Regions from separate parts of the Homo sapiens genome. Here all the other regions are linked to region 1. A link is a contact called in ENCODE Hi-C or POLR2A ChIA-PET data. All regions are on one chromosome and are shown on one strand. Each heading gives the region's core, a stretch centred on a gene start or an enhancer-like site at or near the end of the contact. The rest is flanking DNA. Distances are from core to core; before and after follow the strand shown. Region 1 holds the start of KLC1 (kinesin light chain 1). Region 2 overlaps LOC105370689 (a long non-coding RNA gene). Region 3 overlaps MARK3 (microtubule affinity regulating kinase 3). Region 4 holds the start of PPP1R13B (protein phosphatase 1 regulatory subunit 13B).

The links. A loop is a pair of places that touch in the nucleus more often than their neighbours do. ChIA-PET counts read pairs that join two places held with the same protein, here RNA polymerase II (POLR2A). Pooled maps may share reads with other maps.
Region 2: a loop to region 1 is called in a pooled map, with 2.2 times the contacts of the local background. The contact joins the enhancer-like site here to the promoter of KLC1 in region 1. A Hi-C loop is called at or near these places in 6 of 50 pooled maps. POLR2A ChIA-PET finds 5 or more read pairs at or near these places in 3 of 52 experiments (MCF 10A, PC-3 and naive thymus-derived CD4-positive, alpha-beta T cell).
Region 3: a pooled map shows a loop between it and region 1 (2.5-fold over the local background). The contact joins the enhancer-like site here to the promoter of KLC1 in region 1. A Hi-C loop is called at or near these places in 1 of 50 pooled maps. POLR2A ChIA-PET finds 5 or more read pairs at or near these places in 2 of 52 experiments (Caco-2 and GM12878).
Region 4: a loop to region 1 is called in a map of gastrocnemius medialis, with 21 times the contacts of the local background. The contact joins the promoter of PPP1R13B here to the promoter of KLC1 in region 1. A Hi-C loop is called at or near these places in 2 of 168 maps with a recorded cell type or tissue (CD4-positive, alpha-beta T cell and gastrocnemius medialis), 1 of 37 single-sample maps with no recorded cell type and 13 of 50 pooled maps. POLR2A ChIA-PET finds 5 or more read pairs at or near these places in 1 of 52 experiments (activated CD4-positive, alpha-beta T cell).

What each region holds. Positions count from the first base shown.
Region 1 is chr14:103,626,261-103,633,424 of GRCh38, reverse strand. KLC1 (kinesin light chain 1) reads right to left here and starts at 4,214. Exons shown (of 17, transcript NM_001394837.1): 1 at 3,931-4,214. LOC105370688 (a long non-coding RNA gene) reads left to right here and starts at 4,282. Exons shown (of 3, transcript XR_944248.2): 1 at 4,282-4,393; 2 at 5,500-5,686; 3 at 5,885-5,923. RefSeq lists silencers at 3,467-3,646, 3,687-3,736, 3,827-3,946, 3,997-4,356, 4,447-4,646 and an enhancer at 5,087-5,176.
Region 2 is chr14:103,876,613-103,883,776 of GRCh38, reverse strand. It overlaps LOC105370689 (a long non-coding RNA gene), which reads right to left. Exons shown (of 3, transcript NR_188198.1): 2 at 6,182-6,382; 3 at 3,399-4,373. Among named protein-coding and RNA genes, the nearest start is that of PPP1R13B-DT, 32 kb to the right of the region's middle. RefSeq lists enhancers at 1,625-2,306, 2,990-3,672, 3,531-3,825. Within about 2 kb of position 3,599, at least 25 of the 41 ENCODE cell types and tissues checked have a DNase peak (open chromatin) inside an H3K27ac peak, as active enhancers do.
Region 3 is chr14:103,413,212-103,420,375 of GRCh38, reverse strand. All of the region lies in intron 2 of MARK3 (microtubule affinity regulating kinase 3), which reads right to left. Among named protein-coding and RNA genes, the nearest start is that of MARK3, 31 kb to the right of the region's middle. RefSeq lists enhancers at 1,715-1,784, 1,795-1,904. Within about 2 kb of position 2,600, at least 6 of the 41 ENCODE cell types and tissues checked have a DNase peak (open chromatin) inside an H3K27ac peak, as active enhancers do; they include GM12878, where a contact is called at or near this core.
Region 4 is chr14:103,843,299-103,850,462 of GRCh38, reverse strand. It overlaps PPP1R13B (protein phosphatase 1 regulatory subunit 13B), which reads left to right and starts at 2,888. Exons shown (of 17, transcript NM_015316.3): 1 at 2,888-3,164. The coding sequence starts at 3,156. It overlaps PPP1R13B-DT (PPP1R13B divergent transcript), which reads right to left and starts at 2,742. Exons shown (of 3, transcript NR_038436.1): 1 at 2,720-2,742. RefSeq lists silencers at 2,329-2,398, 2,419-2,548, 2,569-3,008, 3,179-3,378.

The sequences.
Region 1 (7,164 bases), core at 2,965-5,464:
ACCTGCCCCACCACTGCCTATGCTCTTTCTAAAGTGGCAACTGGCTCCTCAGAATCTTCCAACCCTCCGGCCAGGCGCGGTGGCTCACGCCTGTAATCCCAGCACTTTGAGAGGCCAAGGCGGGCGGATCACGAGGTCAGGAGATGGAGACCATCCTGGCTAACGTGGTGAAACCCCGACTCTACTAAAAATACAAAAAATTAGCCGGATGTGGTGGCACGCACCTGTAGTCCCAGCTACTCGGGAGGCTGAGGCAGGAGAATCACTTGAACCTGGGAGGTAGAGGCTGCAGTGAGCAGAGGTCGTGCCACTGCGTTCCAGCCTGGGTGACAGAGCAAGACTCCATCTCAAAAAAAAAAAAAATCTTCCAACCCTCCTTTGTAAACCTCAGAATGAAAGCAGACTTCTAAGAAGTCATTCAAGGCCTTTCCTAACCTCGTCTTTCCACACTCACTCCCATGTCCCCTTCCCAACATGCCCCTTTACAGCAGCACAACCTCAGGATTTATTTCCTCCAAGCAGGAACCCCAATCCCAATCCCACCCCTGACCCCCTGACACTGGCTGATTGGTACTTTTCTTTTGTGAAGAATCGCCTCCTCAGTGCACTCCACAGCCTTTAACCTGGTCTGTGGTACCTGCCCATGCCAGCCTGTGAGCTCCTAGAGGACAGAGTTTTTTTGTTTTTTGGTTTTATTTTTTTTGAGGCAGAGTTTTGCTCTTGTTGCCCAGGCTGGAGTGCAATGGCGTGATCTCGGCTCACTGCAACCTCTGCCTCCCCAGTTCAAGCGATTCTCCAGCCTCAGCCTTCTGAGTAGCTGCGATTAGAGGCACCCGCCACCACACCCGGTTTTGGTTTTTTTTGTATTTTTAGTAGAGACAGGGTTTCACCATGTTGTCCAGGCGGGTCTCAAACTCCTGACCTCAGGTGATCGGTCCATCTTGGCCTCCCAAAGTGCTGGGATTACAGGAGTGAGCCACTGCACGGCTGACAGCGGCTCTTTTTGTTTGTTTTGAGACGGAGTCTGGCTGGACTGCAGTGACGTGATCTCGGCTCACTACAACCTCCACTTCCCGGTTCAAGCGATTCTCCTTCCTCAGCCTCATGAGTAGCTGGAATTACAGGTGTGCACCACCACACCTGGCTAATTTTTGTATTTTTGGTAGGGACGGGGTTTCACCATGTTGGCCAGGCTGGTCTTAAACTCCTGACCTCAGGTGATCCACCTGCCTCGGCCTCCCAAAGAGCTAGGGGCGATCTGCAGCCTCAGCCTCCCAAAGAGTTAAGATTACAGGCATGACCACGCCCGGCCAACAGTGGCTCTTTTATCAAGGTATCGCTGACTACTCAGCACAGTACCTGCCATTCAGTTGGTTCCCAACAGACATTTAAGACCAGTATTTGCAATCTTAATGTGCTTGTCACTTTTATTCTATGCCCTGAAATTTGACACTTAAATCTTCCCAAATACTCTCGTCTTGAGTATATTACTGATCATTTCTTTGCTACATAAAATACTGGTTTCAGCCCAGGTGCAATGGCTCACACCTGTAACCCTAGCACTTTGGGAGGCTGAGGCGGGTGGATCGCCTGAGGTCAGCAGTTTGAGACCAGCCTGGCCAACATGGTGAAGCCCCGTCTCTACTAAAAATACAAAAAATCAGCCTGGTGTGGTAGTGGGCACCTGTAATCCCAGCTACTAGGGAGGCTGAGGCAGGAGAATCACTGGAACCTGGGAGGCGGAGGTTGCAGTGAGCGGGGATCACACCACTGCACTCTAGCCTGAGCCACACAGTGAGACTCATCTCTAAATAAATAAAAATAAAATACTGGTTTCTAACATTCCACTTATCTACAAAGAATGTTTTCAGGTGATACTAATCATACATTTCACTCAACTTTTGATTTTTCTATCCTAGGTTTCTTTTTATACAAGTATGTTTTAAGATAATTTATGGCCCTATACAGAAAGTTACACATTGACTTTTTTCCAACATTGAGAAACATGCCTAAGAATGTATAAATTTTAAAAATGTATAAATTTGGGCCAGGTGCGGTGGCTCACGCCTGTAATCCCAGCACTTTGGGAGGCCGAGGTGGGCGGATCACGAGGTCAGGAGATCAAGACCAACCTGGCTAACATGTTGAAACCCCATCTCTACTAAAAATACAAAAAATTAACCGGGCGTGGTGGCGGGCGCCTGTGGTCCCAGCTACTCAGTAGGTTGAGGCAGGAGAATGGCGTGAACCCGGGAGGCGGAGCTTGCAGTGAGCCGAGATCGCGCCACTACACTCCAGCCCGGGCGACAGAGCGAGACTCCATCTCAAAAAAAAAAAAAATGTGTAAGTTTAAACGACTGCAGTTATTTGCTATGAAATACTGAAGATACTGTGTGCCTCTCCCCAGTGTCATTCCCTCCCCCCTTGCTGGAGATAAACGCTGTCCAGAGTCCTGTGCATGTCTGGATGCTTTTCTCTAAGACAATGCCAAGGCTGCAGTAGGGTTAGAGGTTACCACCTGGGTCCTCCACAGCACTCAGTGCCAGACAGGGCTGCCAGGCTCAACTGCAACATGATGCTGCATTCTTTGATGACTTGGAGAGACACTGGCTCTTTAGAGTGCCTACCCTCCCACACAGAATTCCATACAAGTTGAAATATACTTCATACTTAGTATCATTGTATTCCTACAAATATTTAGGAAACAGAGCAATAGGTCAAATTTCTCACCATAACAGGCTTGCTGACAATCCCTGAAAGAAGCAAGGCCATGTCTGTAATATAACTTCAGGAGGTTCTTCCAGTTTTCTAAAGTGTCTTTCACTAAACTAGTGCAATGTATTCCGAGCTGATTCTGATCAATGGCTTAGTCATGCCGTACCAAAAAAAAAGGCCTTGGGATTTAACTAATGCAAAGAATCAAAGCTCTAACTGCCCTTTTACAGAACACCTGAAATAGTATATCTCAAATTTTTTGTTCTCACATTTTTAAAAAACATCATTTTTGTAAGTATTCCTTTTCAAACGCTTAATATGTAAATTCTTAATTCATTTAAATAATAAAACAGTAACAGGCAGCAACAATTCTAATACAAATATACCTAGAAATGACCTACAAATGTTAAGTTATAAAACCATCCACTCCATCACGCATTAATTTCACTACTTTTACGCTTTATTTTAATTTTCTTAAGGAAAAGGGTACACCCAATTTTACATGGAAAAAGCATTCCAGGACGGAGGCTGCTTCAAGTTTAGTTGGAGCAACGCCAGCCTAGGTGAACAGGGTCGCCTGAAACGTTTCGCATCTGGTTACTGAAAATAAGGGGTCGCCAAGGAGGCAAAGCGGAGCCAGCTCTCGGGAGGGACCCGGCCCCCCGCCGCCCGCGAGAATGACAGGCGCGTCCGCTCAGGGCGGTGCCGGGAGAGGCGGGGGTGGAAGGAAGAGGAGGAATCGGACAAAGCCAGCCCCGCCGGGCCTCCGGCCTCCCCGCCCGCCGCGATCCCGGGGTCAGCCACCTCCCCTGTCGCGGGTTCCCGGGGTCCACAGCTGTCCCCGGGAACGGCCGCCGCCGCCCGCAGCAGGGCCAAGCCGGGGATGCGGGGCCAGGGCGGGGCCCTGGGCAGGGCCGGGGACCGGAACCTGCAGTGGGACGCGGATGGGGAGGACGCGCGGCGCCGGGAGCCGGGGCTGGCAAAAGGGCCGGGGACAAGAACCCGACCTGAACCTGGAAGGGGTCGCGGACCGGCCGGGGCGGTGAACTGGGGCGGGTACCGGGGTGGGAACGGAGAGGGGCCGGGACCCAAACCGGGAAGGAGGCCTGGATGGGGACAGAGTTACGGCCGGGGCGGGTCCGAAGAGGAGCGGGACAGGGACGGGGCGGAGGATGAGGAGGGGGCCGCGGTCCGGGGCGCACGCCGGGGACTCACCGCCTTGCTCCTGAGGGCCGCGCTCTCTCGCGCTGTCAGCACCTGGAGCGCCGCCGGGCGCGCGCGCGGAGCAGCGACTGTGCGCCGAGCCCGCCTCGGCTGTGTGAGGCACGGCGCAGCAGTCACCAGCTAGGGGCGCCGGAGCTACCGCCCCGCAGCATCCTCGGCCACCCACGCGCTGTCCCCTTGGCCGCCGAGCACAGCCCCGCGGCTCCTCGCACCAGCAGCCCAGCCGACCCAGCCAGTCCCGCTCGGCCGCCTGCGCCGCTCCCGCCGCCGAAAATGGCGTCTCAGTGTTGCTCCCCCCGGCGCCCCGCCTCGCCCCGCCCCACAATGCCGCGCGCCGGCATGACGTCATCGCCCCTCGCCCCGCCCGGGGCTGGGGAAACTGAGGCTGGGTGGCTCCCCGCAAGCGCTCGGCGAGCTGGGGACTGGAGGGGCGAGAAAGTTGTTTGGGTATCAGGTGGGCGGTCACAGGGAGGAGGGTGACGGTGCAGGACCCAGCGGGCCTCCCGGTTGTAACGCGGACGGGGGTGGGGCGCTCGGGGCAGGGCGCGGCTCGCGGGGTGGGCGGCCAGGCCCTGGCCTCTCCGACTCCGCAGCCGCGATGACCGAGCGCTTCGGCAGCTTCCCTTCCAGCCGGACTGTGGGCCCTACCAGAATGCGGCCGGGGACGGTGCAGGCCCGGCCGCAGCCGCCACCACTGGGCTCCCGCCCCACCCCACTCCCAGGCCCGCGAGCTTCATGCGCTCGTTTCGGTCCCCCCAAAACCCAGCTAGGAGGCCTTCGGGAGGCCCCGGAATCAGATGATCCCGGCCAGGCCTTTCTCCCTCCTCCAGGAAAACCGACAGCCTTTGGTCGAGACCCTGACCTCTAACCCTGCGCCCTCCCCTTCTCATTATTCCCTCTCCTCGGGGCTTTTGGACCCTCGTATCTGTACGAGGAAACTTTCCAGGCGCTCCCCCTCGACACAAACTGCGCCTCAGACGGGCAAAGGGGAAGGGCCGGGGTGTAGACTGTGAGGGTGGGAGACAACCCCCCTCTGTCCCCACGCAGCCACCGGCGCATCTCCCTGGCTGCAGGGCCTCGACCTCCAGCCCGGCCTGAAGGGCAGCGGAGCGCGCCTGGGTCAAGTCCTGCGGCTTCGCCGGCTCCGCAGGCCTGACTCAGCAGCCAGCCGGGAGGGCATGCTGATTCAATGGGCGAGGCTCCGCTCGCTGCTGCCAGCGGCTTGGGAAAAACCCTCCCAGTGCCTGCAGACGTCCCAAGTGCGGGGCCCGGAGGCATCATTTAACCTGGAGGGGTTCCTGGGCCAGTCCCCCAGCCCCATCTTGTGAACTGCTGTTCCTTTCCGATGTTATCACCCAGCACCAGCAGCCCTTTGTGAACCCTGCAGTTAGGCCCCGCAGTCACCAGAGAAGCAAGTGCTCCTCGGTTTTTCCAGGGAGGTCTGGTTACTTTTATCTCATTTATAAAGACAAAGGGGGAGCTCCTAGGTAACACGGTAGGGTTGGCCCGGGGAGAGGCACTGAGTCAGGGTCAAACAAACTTTCTCCATACCACTTTCAGGTTAGTGATTTCAGCCAGACTGCAGCTTGGATGTCACTAAGTTCAGCCACTGGGCTGGGCACCGCCAAGCATCGACTGCTCATTCTTTCTGTGCCGCTGCGCCCAGTAACTGTCCCCTCTGCTCACCCACAACCCTAGCCAGAAACCTGGGATGCCTGCACCGCTCCCTTACGCCCTACTACAACAGGTGGAAAAGATTCTACTTCCTCAATATTTCTTTGAGTTAGGGTATCTTTGTCACCCTGACTGGAGGGCAGTGGCAATCAGCTCACCGTAACCTCGAACTCCTGGGCTCAAGAGATCCTCTTGCCTCAGCCTCCCAAGTAGCTAGGGACTACAGGTGTGCACCACCACTCCCAGCTAATGTTTTTTAAATTTTTTGCAGAGAGGAGATCTTGCTATGTTGCCCAGACTGATCTCGAACTCCTGGCCACAAGTGATCCTCCCAGCTGGCCTCCCAAAGTGCTGAGATTACAGGTGTGAGCCACCATGCCCGGCCTCTCAGTATTTCTTGAATCCATCTCCACTGCCACCACTTTGTTCTGGCTTTATTACCTTGTTCTTTTATTTCCTCAATAAATATTTGTTGCTCTCCCATGATCCTCATAACAGCCAAGGATGCATAGGTGAACAAGATAGATAAGATCTCTGCTTTCTAAGAGTTTACATTCCAGTGAGGAGAAGTAGGCCATAAACACATAAGGAAATACCGGATCTTGCCGAGATGATGGAACAGGCAGAGATGGAACAAAGATGATGGAACAGGCAGAGTCTAGGTGGTCAGGGGTGAACTCAGAGGCAGGCGGGTGACCTGAGACCCAAATGAGAGGAGGGAGGCAGGCGTTCAAAGCCCCAGGAGAGGCCGGCGAGGTGGCTCACGCCTGTAATCCCAACACTTCAGGAGGCCGAGGCAGGTGGATTGCCTTCAGGAGTTCAAGACCAACCTGGGCAACACAGTGAAACCACATCTCTGCTAAAATACAACAAATTAGCCAGGCGTGGTGGCGCACGTCTGTAGTCCCAGCTACTCGGGAGGCTGAGGCAGGAGAATCGCTTGAACCTGGGAGGCAGAGGTTGCAGTGAGCCAAGATCACACCACTGCACTCAAGCCTGGGCAACAGAGCCACATTCTGTCTCAAAACAAAATAAATAAAAGCCCCAGGAGAGCTCTGAGGGCAGGAGTCCTCAGGCAGGAATGACCCTGGAGTGTTGGGGGAAAGGAGAAAAGGCCAATTCATCCACCAGTGCTGCCACGCATCACTGTCTGCAGCAACTTCAAATTCCTTGGGTTGGTCAACAAGGCCCCCAGGGCCTGGTGCTGCCAACCTCCTGGTCTCCTGTGCTCTGAACACCCTTATCTGTTCCTGAGTTCACCCTGGTCTCTCACATAGCCATGCCCCTGTACATAGTATTCACTGTGCCTAGAATGTTCTCCCTCCCCCATTCCCCCCAGTGCTCCAGGATTCAAATGATCGTCACTTCCTGGGGGAAGCCGCTTCTGACAGCACCTGCCTGGGTCAAGGCCTCCTCTGACCACCCACCTGTCCCTTCCCCAATGTGTAGTATGTGGTCAGCTTACACAGCTGCCTTCTCCTCAGCCTGTAAGCAGAGAACAGGAGGGGCTGGTGTCCTCTTCCCCACAGCCTGCTCAGCACCTGACGCAGC
Region 2 (7,164 bases), core at 2,350-4,849, 250 kb before region 1:
AATGAACTAGCCCAGGCCTTCTGGGAGCCAGAGGAGGTCATGACAGACAGCAGGAGGCCGGGAGGCTCCCAGTCATGACAGACAGCAGGAGGCCGGGAGGCTCCCGGTCATGACAGACAGCAGGAGGCCGGGAGGCTCCCGGTCATGACAGACAGCAGGAGGCCGGGAGGCTCCCGGTCATGACAGACAGCAGGAGGCCGGGAGGCTCCCGGTCATGACAGACAGCAGGAGGCCAGGAGACTCCCAGGAGGAAAGTCTGGCACGCTGTCCCTCCCAGACCACAGCGGCTCTCCAGGCCCTGTAGTGGGACAGCCTCTCACCATCCCCCTGGCCTTGGAGTTTCTGTACATCCTGTGCCCTGCAGGCCAGGGTGCTCTTGCCCACGTGTCAGCCCAGGCCACCCAGTGCAGACCCAGGAAATCTTCCAGACCTGTGGGAGCCCCTCATCCCCACCCTGTGTGCACTATGCACCTGGGGCACACCCAGGGCACCTTCCCAAGTGCTGACTATGTCCGGGCACCTGGGCTGCGCCATCTCACCCTCACAGCCACCCTTGAGGCAGGTGCCCTGATTCTTATCCCTGTCCACAGCTGAGAGAAGCCAAGCTCAGGGAACTGGGTCGCAGAGCAGCGGCAGGGGCTGCATCAGGTCTGTCTGTGTCGCCTCGACAAGCGCAATGTCCCGTCAGGGCAGCTTCTGAAGCGGGCCTGCCCTGCCTGCCGGTCTCTGAGACAAGCTCCCTGGGACCGGGCTGGAGCCGGTTGGTCTTTGTGGTGTCCAGGGACTACCTTGCGTGCAGGGCAAGGTTAACCAGGTCCCTGCCAAGACTGCGGCTCACATGTGGCATCCCTACCCAGCCCACTGCCCTGCAGGAGTGGCTCCACTTGGCACTGAACTGGAGTAGGCTGTACAGTTCTGTCCCAGGCCAGGAGGGGAGGGCCTGAGGCCAGGTGCAATTCCCCAGGGCTGGTCCTCACAGGTCCTCCCATGGTGTTAGCAGGGCCCCAAGGCCCCCACCCAGGCCCGAGGCCTCCTTGCTGTTCCATCCGGCCCCAGGGTGCAAGCGCTGCCATTTGGCACTTACATAAAGCATTCAGCAGGCACTCAGCCTGGGCAGGGCCGGGGAGTGGGAGGCAGCTCCTAACATCTGGAGAACATCACCTCCCTGTCCTACATGCTGGAGATAATACAGCTTGTTTGTCTGGGGAGATGCACCTTCCTGGCTGTGCCCAGAGCCGACGGGGCTTTTATGCAATCGAGTGTTTTCAGTGATGACCCTGGAGAGCCACCCCACTTTGGGGGTGAAGGAGGGCCCACACTCGAATATTTTCTATATTGTAAGTTATTTAATCCCTCTGGAGTGGATCTCTCCCAGTGATGTGAAATAAACCAGCTTTCTCTCTTGAGAGTTGTCCAAACCCTATGTACAGAGTAGTCTACCTTTTCCCCCACGGATCTGCAGAGCCAGCTCTTTGTGGGTCAAGTTCTTTAAGAGTTTAGGTTTGATCCTAAAAGTAGCAGAGACCAGTAAACCACTCTAATCCAGGGGGCTGTAGCCTGAGCAGAGAACCATGGCAGGGCAAGCTGGGCGGTGGCTGCTCTCAGCCGGGGTGCGGGGGGGGTATGAGGAGGCAGCAGGGAGGCAAAGGAGGGGCAGGCTTGGAAATAACCTGGGGGGTCTGTTCCCAGTGAGGTCCTGGCTGTCTCCCCTGGGAGCGCTTCTGCAGGCAGGGTCTGCTCTTGGGCAGCCGGGTCTGGCTTCCCTGGCAGGGCCAGGAACGGGGCCCGGAGCCCTGCACGAGACGGATCTGACTGGGTGTCCTGCCTGAGAGCGCCTTCATTTCCCGGATTCCAGGAAGGCTCCCAGAGGGGCAGCGGGCAAGCCCTCAATAGGGGTGTGCGCATCCTGCAGCTCTCGCCAGCCCTTCCGGTGGCCAACAAGAGGCCGGGTGGAGTTTCTGGGAGTGTGTCTGGCCATCCGGAGTCAGGGGCTGGCAGGCAGGAAGGCCCCAAGTTCAGCTAGGCCCCGAGCCTCCCAGAACAGCAGGGAACCGAGGTCCAAGAACCAGCCCGCAGTCACAGAGCAGAGCCACCAAGGGAGAGCCCAGGGCTGCTGGGGGAAAACGGGTGGTGGCAGCCAGTGCCTGGCTGCTGGCCCTGGCCCTCTGTGTGGCCTGGACCCTTCGGCCCCTCCCTGTCTGAAAGCTGCTGGCTGACCGGCTCCACGTTCCAGGTGTCCAAGGCCATGCACAGCCACGTGCTGACCGTGAAGTTGTCCCTGAGCCCAAGCATGCCGACCAGTTGGCCTGGGCACTGCCACGGCAGTGGAGGGCAGCACAGACACAGGCTGCAGGCGACAGGCCTGCCCAAGGGGGAGTTGGCAGCGCACCAGAGGCGAAGGCAGATTCTGAGTTTGCAGCCTCAGCTTCCTGGGGCAGGGGGCAGAGCTAGGGAGGCAGAAATGTGGGAGGGCAGGAAGATGGGGAGAGGCCAGAGGGTTCTGGTTGCCTCTGTAGAAAGGCTGGTGGGGTCCCCTTGCAACACTGGCCCTTGGGCACTCAGCATTCAGGCGGGGCCATGGAGGCAGGCTGCACCAAGACGGAGGTGACCAGCTGTAGGGTGGACTTGGGGATGAGCTAATGAGGCACAGAGAGGGAGGGCTGTGCCCAGGGAAGAATGACTGGGGACCCTAAGAATGAAGCCCAGGGAGGAGGGGGCGTCCCATGCGGGAGACATGGAGTCCCATCACCACACCTGCCAGTGGGCCTCTCTAAATCGCCCCTACCCTTCCAGCCAGCTGCCCCCGAAATGCTGGAGCAGCAGAAACAGCGCAGCTGCTGGCTCTTGCTGGGAGGCCCTGCTCCCGACAGAGCTGTCCTCAGGAGAGGGCAGGGGAATGGGGTTGGAGGGAGCATCCAGCCAGCTGTCTCAGAGGTTGGGGGAAGGAGAGAGAGGAGGCTTGCGCTGTGGATACCCACTGGTGACTTCCAGCAAACAGCTCAGGATGAAAAGGGCTGACTGGAGCACTAGCTCCTCCCATGACGAAGGGAGGTGGGCATTGCTGCTGGGCGACCCCTGGCCCGGGCTAGGAGGGTGGGGGAGCCATTCATCCCAACAGCTTCTCATTCGGTGACCCTGAAACAGGGGGCAAAGCAGGCGTCAGCGTTTCCCGAGCATTTCCTCTGGTGGATCTGCAGCACGTGGGCACGCTTCCAGGGCACTCTGCCAGTCCCCAAAACCACACACGGGGTTGCCACAGAGGGGACTGAAAACATACTGAGCAGCTTCAGTGCTGGACCACAATTGTAAGCACATTTTCTAGCGGCGATTTCACGGTCCTCAAAAGGTGAGTCCCTTGGGTCCCTCCCAAGGAGCCCCAGAGGCCGAGAGGCCAGTGCTGGTTAATGGACCTCACTTTATTCCAGCTTTATTAGCTAATGGCAGCTAAAAGTGATTTTACACAAAATAATGTGTCGGAGATCATTGTTCCCGGGCACAGGTCCCAAATTCCAGCCCACGACCGAAGGCCAAACGTGCCCGTTAATGATTAAACCTCTGGAGTCAGTGCTCAGGGACACAGGCAGGGAGCAGCCCGGAGAGCTGCCGGTCAAGGTGCCCGGCCGGGTGGGGGTGGGGCAGCAGCCAGGCCCCGCCCAACAGGAACCAGTTCCTGCCCAAAGCAGGAGGGGAAAGGCTTTTCCACCAAGGGAAAGCTAAATATTGTCTAAATCCGGCACCCAGGACGACACACAGGCTTCCCATTGTCTGCCACACAGCAGGTCTCGGCCACGGCCCAGGTTGCACCCGTGTGAGGTCAGGGAGGGTGGAGCATCCCGGGGAGGGGGCCTGCCCCCACCGTCTTCCTCTGCACCGAGGCACATTCTTGGGAAAGGTCTTATGTTGCCAAAAGGGCTTAACCACATGACACAAGTGAGCGTAGGTGGGCACCAGTGAGGAAAAGCCATCCTTGGCAGCAGAAGCCGGTGCAGGGGCGACGCTTCAGACCACAGGAAGCGAGCTCTCCACGGTGGCCGAGGGCTTTTCCACTCGGCGAGCCTGGGCACCAGTCCCAGCTCTGCTACCTTTTCGCTGTCGTAGGTTATCTCAGTTTCCTCCTCTGTAAAATGGGAACGTGGTACCTGACCTCAAGGTCACCAAGAGGTCTACCGAGTGGCCCCTGTGAAACACGTAGTGCCGGAGCCCTGGTACCTGCAAGCTCTCAATACCCGGCGATCACGTTCATTACGATTAGGATCACCAGATTCTGTTCCTTTGCGAGATCCTTTCCAACTGCACTTTCATGTCAGTGTTCGTTTGCAGGTTGATGTTGGACCGTATTTACATTCAGTGTTTGGGGCTGACCGGGAAGAAATCTGAAAGTGGAAGAGAAGGGAAGGCACCGGTAACCTCGTCTTCCCAAGAGGAGGTCAGAGGTGAGTGTGAAAGTAAACATATTCTTTTTTTTTTTGAGACGGAGTCTCACTCTGTTGCCCAGGCTGGAGTACAATGTCACCATCTCAGCTCACTGCAAGCTCTGCCTCCCGGTTTCAAGCAATTCTCCTGTCTCAGCCTCCCGAGTAGCTGGGATTACAGGCCCCCACCACCACGCCTGGCTAATTTTCGCATTTTTAGTAAAGATGGGATTTTAGCACGTTAGCCAGGCTGGTCTCGAACTCCTGACCTCTGGTGATCCGCCTGCCTCGGCCTCCCAAAGTGCTGGGATTATAGGCGTGAGCGACTGCACTTGGCCTAAAAGCTCATTATTGAAAGCCACTCAGTTACAGAGCGAGACGACCTCAGAAAGCAGAGAAAATGCGCCCGCTTTAAGTTTTTTTTATATGGGGGTCTTATCTGTATAAAGACTAAACTAAGCTGTGCCCACGTGCGCGGGTGGGCTGATAGCATGACAGAATTTATTATTCGGTTGATTTAAAGAAAACTATCCTTGACATTTTAGTATGCAGGTACAAACAGCATAAGTAGAATTATCTTGAAAGCATATATTATTGTGTCTATCAGAACATCTGGACTTTTCATCGTTGTGGGAGTGTGTCCTTGCAGGTATTTTTAAGCTGTTTTCTCATTTGTAAATATCTCAGTACTATGTGACTGGCAAGGAATGTCCTTTACTAGTTTTAAGATGAAGTTTGTTTTAAGATGTTGTGACCCTGGCTCTCCTAGGCTCTTGTTTCCCTAATAGCAGAAAGAATATTATTTAAAGTTACCAAGGGCCGGGAGCAGTGGCTCATGCCTGTAATCCCAGCAATCTGGGAGGCTGAGGCAGTCAGATCACTTAAGCTCAGGAATTCAAGACCAGCCTGAGCAACACGGTGAAACCCCGCTCTGCAAAAATACAAAAAGTAGCTGGCAGCGTGGTGTACGCCTGTAGTCCCAGTCACACAGGAGGACTAGGTGGGAGGATCGATTGGGCCCCGGAGTTCGAGGCTGCAGTGAGCTGTGTCCACACCACTGCACTCCATCCTGGGTGACAGAGCAAGACCCTGTCTTTAAAAATTAAATTAAAACATATGCCGGGCGCAGTGGTTCAAGCCTGTAATCCCAGCACTTTGGGAGGCTGAGGTGGGCGATCACCTGAGGTCGGGAGTTCCAGACCAGCCTGGCCAACGTGGTGAAACCCCATCTTTACTAAAAATACAAAAATTAGCTGGGTGTAGTGGTGCGCGCCTGTAGGCCTAGCTACTTGGGAGGCTGAGGCAGGAGAGTCACTTGAACCCGGGAGGCAGAGGTTGCAGTTAGCTGAGATCACGCCACCGCACTCCAGCATAGGCAACAGAGAGAAACTGTCTCAAAAAAAAAAAAAAAAAAAAAGTCTGGGCATGGTGGCTCACACCTGTAATCCCAGCACTTTGGGAGGCTGAGGTGGGCAGATCACCTGAGGTCAGGAGTTCGAGACCAGCCCAACCAACATAGTGAAACTCCGTCTCTACTAAAAATAGAAAATTAGCTGGGCGTAGTGGTGGGCACCTGTAATCCCAGCTACTCGGGAGGCTGAGGCAAGAAAATCACTTGAACCCAGAAGGCAGAGGTTGCAGTGAGCCGAGACTGTGCCGCTGCACTCCAGCCTGGGCAATAAGAGCGAAATTGCATCTCGAAAATAAATAATAAATAAATAAATAAATAAAGTTACCAAAAAAGCAGTAGAAGAAATAAAAATAATTACATTAACAATAAAGTTTGTAGGGTAATGTGATGTAGCTGAATTCCCATCTTTCACATGGAGGAGTCAGTAGTGTCTAAAATTTGGTAAGTCGGAGAAAAGAGACGCTGTGCATGGCGCAGAGCTGTCCAGGTCATTGTCAGCAGAACTACACACAGCAGGAGTCAAAGGAAGCAGCTCTTGGGGAGACCCTGGGAAGAAAAACTGGGGTGGGGAGGTTGGGGGCACAGTGTTACTTCCCATCATAAACATCTCTGTGTCGGCCGGGTGCGGTGGCTCACGTCTGTAATCCCAGCACTTTGGGAGGCCTAGGCGGGTGGATCACGAGGTCAGGAAATCCTGGCTAACACGGTGAAACCCCATCTCTACTAAAAATACAAAAATTAGCCAGGCATGGTGGTGGGCGCCTATAGTCCCAGCTACTCAGGAGGCTGAGGCAGGAGAATGGCGTGACCCGGGAGGCGGAGCTTGCAGTGAGCCAAGATCGCGCCACTGCACTCCAGCCTGGGTGACAGCGAGACTCCGTCTCAAAAAAAAAAAAAAAAATCTCTGTGTCATTTATGACTATGACTGTTTTGCTTTCATTCAAAGGACACTTTGTTGGCCAGCTACGTTGGCTTGCGCCTATAACTCCAGAATTTTGGGAGGCCAAGGCAGGAGGGTGGCTTGAGCCCAGGAGTTTGAGATCAGCCTGGGCAACACAGTGAGACCCTATCTCTATTACAATAATATAATTTTTAATATGTTTAAGTATAAAATTATTTTTTAAAAAAAGATGCTTTGTTGATTTGTTTGTTCATTTACAGACAGGGTTTCTTTCTGCTACCCAGGCTGGAATGTAGTGGCAAGATCACAGCTCACTGCAGCCTCAAACTCCCTGCCTCAAGCAATCCTCCTACCTCAGCCTCCCGAGTAGCTGAGACCATAGACGTGCATCACCACTTCTGGCTACTTTTTTAAACAACTTTTTGTAGAGACAGAGTCTC
Region 3 (7,164 bases), core at 1,351-3,850, 210 kb after region 1:
CACCTCTGGTCCCAGCTACTCAGGAGGCTGAGGTGGAAGGACTGCTTGGGCCCAGGAGGTAGAGAGCTGCAGTGAGCCAAGATTGCACCACTGCACTCCAGGCTGGGCGACAGAGCAAGACTCTGTCTCAAAAAGAAAAAAAAATGTTCAAAACTGTGGAATTCCGTGATTTTTTATATATAGGGATTAGGCTTATATGGAGCTTTTTTCCTGCACATTAACCATACCTCCAGGTTGTACTAAAAGCATGCTGACTGTTTTTATGCTTTTTAGTTATATAACATATGTATTCTATATCTTATATGGAATATATAAATTATATCTTACACCAAGGCTTTCTTTCACCCTTGTCTGCTTGTTTCCAAAAGTTTCTGTTTCTTTTTCTTAAGAGACAGGATCTCGCTATGTTCCCCAGGCAGTGGCTATTCACAGAAGCAATCTTGATCCCAATCCCCATCCCACTGATCAGCAGAGGAATTTTGACCTGCTCCGTTTCTGGGCCAGTTCACCCCTCCCCTCAGACAACCTGGTAGACCCCTGCTCTTGGGATATAATTAATTTTTAATTGAAGCAAATCATTCTGGGTTTTAACTTTTTTTGTCAGTCACTACAGTTGTTTTGAATAAAAATTCATCACTGTCTACCCACCCCCAAGAAACCACTTGCTGAGTTTTGGTATAATGTCAAAGAACAATATCCACAATCACCTGAAAAGGTATTAATATGCTCCCTTCCTTTTGTAGCTACATTTCTTTATACACTTCAACCAAAACAACATACTTAAATAGTGTGAATGCAGAGCAGACACAGGAACCCAGCTAACTTCTATTAAGCCAGATATTAAAGGGGTTTGCAAAGAATTTAAACAATTCACTCTTTTCAATAATTTGCTTTGGAAAATAGTTGTTTTTCATAAAAATATGTTATTTACATTACCATGTAACAGGATTATTATTTTTGATGAATTAATATATATTTTAAGTTTCCTAAGTAATAACTTCCAATTCAGCAGCTATCAATACATATAACCCTAATAAATAAAAGCTTTGGGGAGTTCTCAATTTTCTATTTATTTATTTATTTATGAGACGGGGTCTCGCTCTGTCACCCAGGCTGGAGTACAGTGGTACAATCTCGGCTCACTGCAAGCTCCACCTCCCGGGTTCACGCCATTCTCCCACCTCAGCCTCCTGGTAGCTGGGACTACAGGCGCCCGCCACCACGCCCAGCTAATTTTGTTTTCGTATTTTTAGTAGAGACGGGGTTTCACCATGTTAGCCAGGATGGTCTCGATCTCCTGACCTCGTGATCCGCCCGCCTCAGCCTCCCAAAGTGCTGGGATTACAGGCGTGAGCCACCGCGCCCAGCCTCAATTTTCAATTTAAAGGAGTTCTGAGACAGAAACGTTTGAGAACTGCTGTTCTCATCAATGGCATTGTACACAACCACTGAAATGAACAATTATGACGATTAGTGGCAACGTAGAAAACTGCTTTGGATAAAATTCCGAGGGCGGAAAAAACAAGATACAAAATTATAATCAAAAATATGTTGAAAAAACATGTATATGGAAAATATACAAAAACAAAAATGGTATTCAGAATATTAGGATTGTGGGGTTTTTCTTCTCTATTCTCCAAACTTTCTGTAAAGTTGTTAACATAGTCTTCACCAACAAACTCGTGACTAAACATAAGCATTTATGCAAAGTCTCAGGAAGTTTCACACACCCCAGGATGAAGAAACGTGGTTTCAGGAGTGAAGCAACAGATGAAAAGGCAGGCGGGGGAGGACTAAGTGACTGAGGGGTGGGATCATCAGTTCCTCCCAGGCAGAAGAGAAGATTCTTATCTAGAGAAACTGGATACTCTCAGAAATCTAAGGACACAAATATCTGGGGTCTTCAATAAAAGCACCAGACAACTCCCAATAGGAAAGCTCTGTGGTCAAACATGTCCTATTCATACAAACACAGCTTGTGATCAGATGCTTAGGGCTCCACATTAGGTACAGACAACCAGAGGCTACCAGACATCCAGAGAAAGTCTCTATATGAAAGAGCGGTAACAAGAAAGAACCCCAGAAAAAAAGAGAAGCAATGCAGGGAACAAAAATCTACTTTATAAAAGAGCTAAAAAAAAAAAAAAAAAAAAAAAGCCTTTACTATTCTCAGGGAGTCAGCAGAAGAAACAACATTCATAATACCAGGGCTAGATGCTGTAAAGACAGTAACAACAAACAGATGAAAATGATCAAAGAGTGAGCTGGGGAGAGAAGAGGAGACACACACACAGCTTTCTTTCTTTTGAGACAGAGTTTTGCTCTGTCACCCAGGCTGGAGTGCAGTGGCGCGATCTCGGCTCACTGCAACCTCTGCCTCCCGGGTTCAAGAGATTTTCCTGCCTCAGCCTCCTGAGTAGCTGGGATTACAGGTGCGCGCCACCACGCCCAGCTAATTTTTTTGGATTTTTAGTAGAGGCAGGGTTTCACCATGTTGACCAGGCTGGTCTCAAACTCCTGACCTCAAGTGACACTTCTGCCTTAGCCTCCCCAAGTGCTGAGATTACAGGCATGAGTCACCGTGCCCGGCCCACACACACATTTTTAACAGAAAGAATGGAAGATGAAGTTAAAAATATCTCCCAGAAAGTAAAAACATAGAGATAGAAGATAGATTTTGAGGCTCTTTTCAAGCACTCCAGTCTCTGCTTAAGGATTCCAGAATGAAGATTTTTAAGTTAAAAAAGAGACAATTTTCCAGAACTGAAAGACAAAAACCTCTATATTAAAAGGGTCCAATGAGCACCAAGAACAATGAATGAAGACTAACCCTTGGCACCTCAATGGCTAATTTCTAAAAACCAAGGATAAACTTCCAGAAAGAAAAAAAATATTACATACTTAAGCTACTTACATGGTTATACTCCAGTCTTTGACATTCCCAATATCTGAAAACCTTTCATGATCCAAGTTTGAGCTTCCCATTCTTTAACTAACTTCTTCTACCTTCCTGCTCACTCAATCTAGTACTCTAATAACTGTTGGAACTTACCAGGATCTGTAATTCACTGACCCCACACCTTCATAGGGTCAGTCTTCCTCCTCAAGTTCTTAGTTCCTAATTATATCACTAATTTCATTGTGATGTTGTTGTATAACAATGCTCCTGGGGTGTTGTATAACAATGCTCCTTTGTCCTTTCACTATACTAATGTGACAAAACCCCAATCTCTGCAAATGCCATGCCTGCAGCTGGGCAACTGAATGTGGCTGGAGAGTAGCACAACGCCATGCTGACTCTTCCCACTTTAAATCCTTGGTCACCAACCTCAGGGAAGCCTTAAGGCTGCCTGGCAATTCTATTACATTTCTCTAGTCCATTCACTCTCCTGCTTATCTGGCAATTATTTTAACCTCCTCACATCTCTAATACATCTCCTCATCGTAGCAGATCAGTTTGCTTTCCATTTTACTGAAAAAACAGTTTGCACTCAGAAAATTTCTACAAGCTCCTACTACCATAAGGATCCCCTCACCTGCACTGATGCCGGCACCCTCTGCTTTCCTCCTATTTCTTTACTTTATTTTCTTTCTTTATTTTTTGAGACAGAGTTTTGCTCTTGTTGCCCAGGCTGGACTGCAGTGGTGCGATCTCGGCTCACCACAACCTCTGCCTCCTGGGTTCAAGCAATTCGCCTGCCTCAGCTTCCTGAGTAGCTGGGATTACAGGGGCACGCCACCATGCCCAGATAATTTTTTGTATTTTTAGTAGAGATGAGGTTTCACCATGTTGGCCAGGCTGGTCTCGAACTCCTGATATCAGGTGATCCACTCGCTTCGGCCTCCCGAAGTGCAGGGATTACAGGCGTGATCCACCACGCCTGGCTTGCTTTCCTCCTATTTCTATGGAAGAACTGTCCATGTTATCCAAAGACCAATGCCTCCACCATCCCCTCACCTATTCCAAAATCTCTTCGACAGCACCAATTTCCTCCTTTTTATGAGATTATCCCCATTAGTAGAGAAATATGTTGATATTTTGTCCATCTTCTAAAAAATACCTTGGCCTAATGTCTCCCTGTAGCTACCATCCCACTTATCTGTGCCTAGAAAGAGCTACCTTGCTGTCTCTAATTTATACTCACCGATTCTCTCTTGAGCTAATACATTATATTATATGTGTGAGTACTGCAAAATATTTGAAAGATAAGCTAGAACATTTTGGCCAATTAGCAGTAACACATAAAACCTAAGAGTTTATAGAAAAAGAAACAACTATTAATTTTAGACAAAGCTTTACAATTATATAAGAAAATAAATGATCATAGCCAAAGCTCAACAATACTTACACAGTCGTAATTTAAGTAAATAAGCCAAATATATCACTGCAATAGAAAAGCTAGGGAAAGAAATGTAGATATGGAAGTGGGAAGTGGAAGTCAATGATGTTTAAAATGATAAATTTGGAGAAAGCTATTGGAGTAACAGAAGAAAGAGCTTAAAAAAGTTGGGGCCTTTGAGTAATAATGCTGAGGAAAAAGAGGGATAAGAAAAGAAACTTCTGATTGTCATTAGAACTTTTTAGTATATTTGACTTGTTAAGCTATGTGCATGCATTACTTTAGGAAAATAATTTTTAAACAATAAATAACTCCAATAAAGTACAAATGACTGAAACAAGTGAGTTCTGTAGTTCGTGTGAGGGGAAAGGTCTCTGGGAGGCTATGAAAATTAGTGGGGGGAAAATAATGAACTTGAAAGAAAACTGTGGTGTAAAACAGGCAATATTTCACACCAAAATAACCATAAGCTATGAAAAGTTGGTCAAAAGCAAGACAGCAGATGCAACTAACATCCCCAGATTCATAGTAAATATGGGATAGATGCTTCCAGGACAATATGGATAATGGGTAGCATTTTCATTTAAGAGCTAAATCAGATGAATTTCACAACTGGTACATGTATTTTAAAAATATATAAAATGAGCATTTTGATATCCATTTCTGATTGGTTCATGGTCATCCTGTGGGAAGTCTCATCTAAACTGAACTTACACCATAACTAGGCTATTTAAAGGCTTGATTTAAAATGGTCTTCAGAGTGTACATATTAATGTATCTTGTTTATAATTCTTATTCCAACATGTTTGTTAAATTAAAACAACTTTCTTCCAACGAACATATAGTTTTTCATGAGTATCTTTTTTTTTTTTTTTTTTTTTTTTTGAGACAAGGTCTTACTCTGTTGCCAGGCTGGAGTGTACTGGCATGATCTTGGCTCACTGCAACCTCCGCCTCCCGGGTTCAAGTGATTCTCCTGCCTCAGCCTCCCGAGTAGCTGGGACTACAGGCGCACACCACCATCCCCGGCTATTTTTTGTATTTTTAGTAGAGATGGGATTTTGCCATGTTGGCCAGGCTGGTCCCAAACTCCTGACCTCAGGTCTCGATCTCTTGACCTTGTGATCTGCCCACCTTGGCCTCCTAAAGTGCTGGAATTACAGGCATGAGCCACCATGCCCGGCCTTCGTGAGTATCTTTTATGTTCACGACATCCTTGTGACTTAAATGCATGATATAGATTGTCCCTACTCCCTTCTTTCAGAAAATTCTTTTCACGATATAATTCTACATCTCTGTTCTTACCCCAAGGATAGCAGTTAAAACTCTCAACATAATACACAATAAGCCTTTAACTTATACTGACTCAGAACAAATTAAGTCCCCAAATCATCAATGCCACTCTTCCCACAACCCTCTGGGTTTTCTTCAGAGGTTTTAGTTCTTCAATAGGCAAGATACATCACGTTCCCATCACAGGGCAAGAGAACGCTGACAAAAATAAAGATCTTAGCTGAGAAAAGTACTAAGTAGCTGGGTGTGGTGGCTCATGCCTGTAATCCCAGCACCTGGGGAGGCCAAGGCGGGCGGATCATCTGAGGTCGGGAGTTCAAGACCAGCCTGACCAACATGGAGAAACTCTGTCTTTACTAAAAATACAAAATTAGCTGGGCATGGTGGCACATGCCTGTAATCCCAGCTACTAGGGAGGCTGAGGCAGGGGAATCGCTTGAACCTGGGAGGTGGAGGTTGCGGTGAGCTGAGATTGAGCCATTGCACTCCAGCCTGGGCAACAAGAGCAAAAGTCCATCTTTAAAAAAAAAAAAAAAGAAAGAAAAGAAAAGTACTAAGTAATAAAAATACACCAATTCACAGACCAGACCAGAGGCTTTAGGTTTCTTTCTACTAGGAATATTATACTGTTATATAAAATCAGTTTTCTAGTTAACAATTCACTTAATTCTTTACCACACGATCCAGTAATGTCACTCCTAGAGAAATTAAAACTTATGTTCACAGAAAAACCTGTACAGGAGTTCTATTCATAATTGCCAAACACTGGAAACTATTCAAATGTCCTTCAGTGGGGGAGCTAATACCAACTGTAGCACAGCCATACAACAGAATACTTCTCAGCAACAAAAAGGAACAAACTGTCAATATATGCAACAGCCTGAATCAATCTCAAAGACATGATGCTGAGTGAGAAGAAGCCAGTTTCAAAAGGTTACATACCATATGATCCCATTTTATTTGACATTCTCAAAAAAAGACAACTGACCAGGCGTGGTGGCTCACGCCTGTAATCTCAGCACTTTGGGAGGCCGAGGCAGGCGGACTGCTTAAGCTCAGGAGTTCAAGACCAGCCTGGGCAATATGGTGAAACTCCATCTCTACCAAAAATAAAATAAAATAAAATAAATAAATAAAATAAAATAAAATAAAATAAGCCAGGTGCGGTACTGTGTGCTTGTGGTCCCAGCTACTGGGGAGGCTGAAGTGGGAGGTTGCTTGAGTCCAAAAGGTGGAGCTTGCAGTGAGCCGAGATCGCGCTGCACTCCAGCCTGGGCGACAGAGCCAGACTCTGTCTCAAAAAAAAAAAAAAAGCATGCTATTAAAAAACAATATAAACTTAATTTTCGACATTCCAAATGAGAGATCAAAAGTTTCCCAAATGCAAGAAGTTATATGATTATTGCCTTCTTGAGGAAAAAAAAGTTCCATTTACATTAGCAACAAAAATTATAAAATAGCTTGAAATGAATTTAACAAGCATTATATAAAACATAGATGAAAAAAGTTACAAAACCTGAAAACAAATTTG
Region 4 (7,164 bases), core at 1,639-4,138, 220 kb before region 1:
GCCGGGTTCAAGTGATTCTCCTGCCTCAGCCTCCCAAGTAGTTGGGACTACAGGCACTCGCCACCACGGCCGGTTAATTTTTGTATTTTTAGTAGAGACAGGGTTTCACCATGTTGGCCAGGATGGTCTTGATCTCTTGACCTCGTGATCCACCCGCCTCGGCCTCCCAAAGTGCTGGGAGTACAGGTGTGAGCCACCGCGCCCGGCCCCTTTAATCATTTTTAACATAAAATATTTCAAACATAGAGTATAAAGTACAATGCACCCCAACATACCCACCATCCAGGTTCAAATGTTATCAAGAATTTGCCACGTATGTTTCAGTTATTCCTAATTGCTTGGCTCTCTTTCCCTCTGGCTGAATTGTTTTTAAACAAATTGCAGACCCCTTACATATGCTAGGATGCATCTCTAAAAAATATGGACATCTTCTTCCGTAACCTTAATGCCTATATCCCATCATTACTGGTGATTCCTTTTTTTTTTTTTTTTTTTTTAGAGATGGGGGGATCTCATTGTGTTGACCAGGCCGGTCTCGAACTCCTGGCCTGGCCTCAAGCAATCCTCCCATCTTGGCCCCCCAAAGTGGTAGAATTACAGGCGTGAGCCACTGCACATTAACAACATTCACGGCGATTCCTGATGGGCTGCTCGTGAACTTTGGTCTGTGTAATGGAGAGACACAGAAGGGCTTTACAGGGTTGGGCCGTGTGTGCTCCAGGAAGATGGAGGGCAGGGGCGTGTTGGGAATGGTGGGGGCGTGGAGGCTAGAGCAGTGGGCTTATAATGAATGAGCTTGGTCCAGGTGGGAGGTGATGGGCCGATGCCTGGAGGTGGCAGGCTGGGTGGAGAGGAGGATGGGGACCAGCGGGAAGGACTTGAGGGGGAGCTGACCAGCCTGCCTCAAATGGACCCTTACCTGGAGGATATAGGATGCTTTGGTGTGAGGCACGGTAGCTGCCACTGTCTGTGCCCACAGGTCCTGCAGGCAAGAGGGGAGCCCTTGTGCCAATGCTTCCCTTCCTGGAAGAGCAGGCTCATTTGGATCACCTTACCCCGGGGGGCACCTCTCTGAAGAGCCTTGGCAAAACCTGTCCTTTGTCAGGCTTCGTGGGCCAGAAGTACCCCTTCGTGACTCAGGGACATCAGCTGTCAAAGCTGGGGAAACCAAGGCCCAGAGAAGGAGTGCAAGTTGCCTAAGGCCCCACAGGAGGTCAGAAGCAGAGCAGCTAGAATTAGAACTTAAGTATGTCTCTGACTTTCAGCCTAGGATCACTCATTATCTAGAGCCTCCTCTTCTCTCCAAACTCTGCTCCCAGAAGAGGGGTGTCATTAGCCATTCATGCCCAGGTGTGGATAGGTTTAAAAATCCCAGGGACGTCTGTACACTAAGCCTCCTTGCTAATCACGGCCCAACTACAGAATGCTATTTATGGAACAGCTACCACGTGCCACAAATTGTGCTGGGCGCTTTCCATCCCTCGCATCCGAAAAAGCCTCTTGACACGAGGCAGGCACTATTATCCCTACACTCTCCCATCACAGAGACAAGCACACTACGATGCAGAGAAGATGCGGCTTGTTTAGGATCCCAGGCGAGGGTGTGGCGGAGGCGGTGCTGAACCAAGTCTGTCTAACTGGAAAGTCCACACTCGCAAACACGAGCCCCCGTGGCCTCTGAGGGACAGGGGTGGCTCCCCAGGAATGGGCTGGTGGGAGCTCCCTGGCCTCCTCCCTTGCTCTGCCCCCACTCTGCAGCAGCCAGAAGCCTCTCCGAGAACCAGACAGGCTCCAGACTGACCCTGACCTCGCGGCGGCCTTCTCCACTGGGCCGGCGCTTCCCAGGGCGGCTTACGCCTTCTGTGTCTGGGGCCATCCGCAGACCTTGCCTTCTGATGCCCGTGGGAGTTCGGTGCTGCCGCGGGGAGCACCTCAGTCCCCCTGTCTGCTCTCCGCCGCGGTCCGGGCGAATGGCACCATGTGGGGGGCCCCGAGCGGGTGCCTACCCCCCTGGCAGCCTTTACTGAGGGTCTGCTCAGGGCCCTGCCCAGGGCTCTGTCACTCCGGCGCTCAGGCCCGAGGGGGCGGCGCCTCTGGAGACGGGACTGCAGGGAGAGACCCAGGCCCTGGAGACGAGGACCGGACCCTCCCCGGGGACGCTGGAGCTGGACCTCGAGGGATGCTGGCGCAGGTGGGCACAGGTGGCACAGGTGGGCGCGGGGTTCTAGGCGGGAGATCGCTCGGGCGAAGGCCAAGGCTCGGGAGCTGGTGCGGGGGGCGCGGCCCCGAGAGCCGCGGAAGACGCCGGTGGGGGAGAAGCAGGTGCCAGCCAAGGGCGTCGGGCCGGGGCTGGTTCCGAGCGCGCGGCCTCGGGTCACATGCTCGCTCCGGGGGCCCCCCGCGCCCCTCCCACTGGCCTCTGGGCCGCAGCCCCACGGCGCGCCGGCAGCCGGGGGTCAGGCCGCGGTCAGAGTGCGGGCGCGCGCCGTCGCCGCAGGGACGCTCCCGGCCCACAGTCGGCCCCCGGGAGCCCGGGTTCGAGTCCCGGCCCTGCCGTGATCCGCTGCGGGACCCGGGCCGGCCCTTCCCTGTCGGGCCTCAGTCCTCCCACCGTCCGCGGTCTTCCCTAGTCGGGGCTCACGCAAGGGCGGGGGAGGCCACCGGTGCCCACTGCGCGTCCGCCCCTCCCCCGCCGCCGGGAGCGCGGACGCGCACGCACCTGGCCGCCGCTGAGAGCGAGGGTAGCGGGCGGAGCCGGGAAGCCCCGCCCCTCTCCCCGCCCCCGCTCCCACCGGGCCAATCAGAGGGGGCTACGGGACCCGTGCGGGGCGTCGCGCTGGGGGCGGGGCCTGCGGGGGCTGAAGAGCGAGCCGGGCGGGCGGGCCGCAGGCTGTCGGGCTGGGGCTGAGGCTGAGGCTGAGGTTGAGGCGGCGGCGGCGGCGGCCGGGTGCCCGGGACAGCGACGCAGCGCGCCGGCGGCCGCGACAGGGCCAGCGAGAGCCCCGCAGCCCGCCGCAGCTGCCGCCTCGCCGCGGCCGGGCCGGAGAGCACGGCGGCGGGAGCGCGGCCTTAGGAGGCGGCCGGAGCGGTGGGCACAGCTCGGCGCGGAGCGTCCTGTCAGGCGGCGGCCGAGGGCGTCGCGGACTCTCCCCGCGATGATGCCGGTGGGTGAGGGCGGGCGGGAGGTGGCGGCGGCTTCCTCCGCGGGCCGCTGGCCAAACCTCCTTCCTCCCGCGGCTCCCAGCCCCCGCGGGCCGGTGCGAGGCCGGGCGGGCGGGGAAGGAAGTGGCTGGGCGGGCGCGCCCGGCCGCGGCGCCCCCCAGGCGGGCAGGTGGGGGCGGCGCCGGGCTGTCAGCGCGGGGCCGGGGCCGCCTGCGGGCCCTTCCTGCTCGGCCTCCGCGGCCGCGGGGAGAAGCAGATGCATTTGGGGCCGGTCATCTCCTCGGTCCTCTCAGGTGCGCGGTCGGACGCTGGGGCACAGGTCTGGTGGGTGGCGCAGCTGTGACCCGCCTGAAACGAACGTTCTGGGGTCGCCCTGGGAGTCGGCGGGGTGGGCACCCGCGCCCGGAGTTCCCACACTCTGCAGGCGCATTCCCGTAGCCTTCGCGGTTGTACTGAGGAAAGGTGCCGAGTGCACGGATTTGGAGAGCCATCTTAGGAATTCCCTTTTCCCGTATCTGCAATGTTGGTTCGTTTTGCTTTAACTGGTTTGTTCTCCGTGTTCTGAAGGTTGAACGAGGTTCGTTTGTAGTGGTGGTGTCTTTGTCCTGCCCTTAAGGATGCTTTCGCCTAGAAAGACATTGGCCATTAGATTTGCCATCGTCCTACCGACCCTTCCCTTTACCTATAATCTGAATAGGAGGGGATGCTGAATTCTGATTTTTAAAAATTGGCTTTTTGGGAGGTAAGCATCATGACTTATGAAAAAATGTGGGACTGGTTGTACCCAGTTGGAGAGGTATTGGTTTTCTGAGCGCCTATATCGTAAGTAAAATTCTCAAACACGTTTATAGTAAAGTAACACAGTCATTTTTTTAACCTACAATACTACGTTGAAAATCACATTTCACAGGAAAGTGCAGTTTCCCTGCATTCTCTACTTGAATATTGCCATTCTGCTATGCTGCACCCAAGGACATTTAGATTAGATCCCCCTTCTTCCTCTTTGATTTCCTTTCTCTTGATAATCTCTTCTCCCCGTTTTTAACGGATTCCAGCATGTTTTGTAGCCGGCTTTCAGCGTTTTCCAAGTCTTAAGGTTTGATCTACTTGATCCTTAGGTCTTTCTTTAGCATCAGACTTGTTGGGTTTCTAAACATTTGGTTTTAAATGAATAATTGTCTTGTAATGGAAAGAGAATTGGATGAGCATCAGAAGATCTGGGGTGAAACGCTGGTTCTTCCACTTTTTAGCTATGTGACCTTGAAGAAGTCAAGGTCTTTGAGCCTGGAATTACCTCTAAAGTAGGGATAAAAATGTACCAATATCTGAGCGCTGTCCTGAGGATCAAATAGGATGATGTATCCAAAAGTGATGGTTGAACAGAATGTCATACAAATATTTATTATTCTTAATATGGCTTTGAATTTTCAATTTCTAACTTTATAAGATAAGGCATTTGGAAACTTCCCTCCCTAATTCTCACTAGCTAGATTTTGATGAAAGGCATTATGGTGTTTCAGAATTTTGAAAGTAGTTTTAGTTAAATCCTGTAATAGTTGATTGATGCATTCATACTGTGGTGGCATTGAAGGATATCTAGAAAAATTTTGGCTGGCTTCGTCGTTGTATAATGTTTAATTATAAATATCCTGCTAAGAAACTTGGCTTACATTTTCCATATGATTCATTCAGACATCTTACCTCTATTCCACGGGAGTAGAGTTTTGAGTTCCTACCTTCACAGGTTTCCTTTTTAAGAGGTTTGTTTAGCTGGGAATTGGGGCATTTCTTCGGATTTCTCAAAACAATAAAATACTGTTTTTTAAAAAAACAGGTCTATTACCTGTTTAAAACACCGCTTTTGTTTAAAAATGCCTTTTAGAAACAGATGGTATTTCTCTTAGACTCTCATGTATGGCTTTTACTTTTGTATTTCCTTTTTGATCCCTAAAAATACTACTTGTAGGACTGAGTCCTTCCTCTATTAACACAGTTGGAGTTGGTTGTAAATTTAGTAGGAGTTTTCAGAAATGCCATTCTTACTTGGTAATATTTTAAACTATCCAAAAATGTAAATAAGATTTTTCTCGATTTATTGTATATTTGGTATTCATCATGATGATGATGAATCAAAGGAACGTTGGGTCATATTTTGCAGTTTGTGTAGAGCAGTACTGTCCAATAAAAATGTAAAGCAAGCCACAAATGCAATTTTAAATTTTGTGGTAACTACATGAAACAAGTTGAAAAAGTACTAATTTTAGTAGTATCCTTTTATTAACTTAGCATATCCAAAATATTATTTTAACACGTATTCAATATGAAAAAACCACTAATGAGATATTATACATTTTTTCTGGTACTAAGTGTCTGAAATCTGGTGTGAATCCGGTGACAGTTTGCATTTTACAGCACACACCTCAGCTCAGACTAGCACATTTCCAGTGCTCAGTAGCTACATGTGCTTAGTGACTACCATATTGGACAACATAGGCTTAGAGTATATTTTATTTTATTTGAAAATTGGCAATTAGTATATAATGTCGTGGTAACTTTTTTCTTTTTTTCTTTTTTTGTGACAGAGTCTCACTCTGTTGCCCAGGCTGGAGTGCAACATGATCTTGACTCACCGCAACCTCCACCTCCCAGGTTCGAGAGATTCTCCTGCCCCAGCCTCCTGAGTAGCTGGGATTACAGGCACCCTCCATCCTGCCTGGCTAATTTTTGTATTTTTGTAGAAACAGGGTTTCACTATGTTGGGCAGGCTGACCTTGAACTCATGACCTCAGGTGATCTGCCCACCTTGGCCTCCTAAAGTGCTGGGATTACAGGCATGAGCCACTGCGCCCGGCCATGTGGTAACTTTTAATTAATCACATGGTGTACTACAGTGCCCAGTCTCTCAGCTGTTGAGAATAAATGAGAGTGAGTGGCCAAATTCTCATCTGACACAATCAAATCTCTGTAGAAGTCTTCTATTTGCTGTCGTACAAAGTGCTGTGACTTTCCACCTTCTTTTTTTTTTTATTTTTCGAGACAGGGTTTCACTCCTGTTGCCAAGGCTGGAGTGCAATGATACGATCTCAGCTTACGGCGACCTCCGCCTCCTAGGCTCAAGTGATTCTCATGCCACAGCCTCCCGAGTAGCTGGGACCACAGACACACGCCACGGCAAACGGCTAATTTTTGTATTTTTAGTAGAGACGGGGTTTCACCTTGTTGCTCAAGCTGGTCTCGAATTTCTGAGCTTGAGTGATCTGCCCGCCCCAGCCTCCCAAAGTGCTGGGATTACAGGTGTGAGCCACCCCTCTGCCCCTGCACCTGGCCTTTCCACTTTTTTTTTTTTTTTGAGACGGAGTCTTGCTCTGTCGCCACGCTGGAGTGCAGTGGCATGACCTCGGCTCACTGCAACCTCTGCCTCCTGGGTTCAAGTGATTCTTCTGCCTCAGCCTACCAAGTAGCTCAGACTACAGGCGTGCGCCGCCACGCCCAGCTAATTTTTGTATTTTTAGTAGAGATGGGGTTTCACCACGTTGGCCAGGATTGTCTTGATCTCTTGACCTTGTGATCTGCCTGCCTCAGCCTCCCAACGTGCTGGGATAACAGGCGTATGCCACTGCGCTCTGCCGTCCTTTCCACTTCTAAACTAAATTATATTTTGGAATTTTCCCTTATGAAAATAGTATTTTTTTGTTGTTGTTATTGGTAGTCACTCACCTTTTTATCAATGGATGACATTTTAAAAATGTTTTCCCAGGAAAAAATGGTACCATTTAAATAATACTTTTTGTTTAGTCCCTAAGATCTGGCCCTGAAAGCATTTACAAGTTTGATAGAAGTAAGAATTTTAGTAAAAATGGAAAGCCCAATTTAGATTATAGAAAGGATGAAAACTGCCTTGATTCAGCATGATTTATTTTTTTTTTTGAGACAGAGTCTCGCTCTGTCACCCAGGCTAGAGTGCAGTGGCAGGATCTCAGCTCACTGCAACCTCTGCCTCCT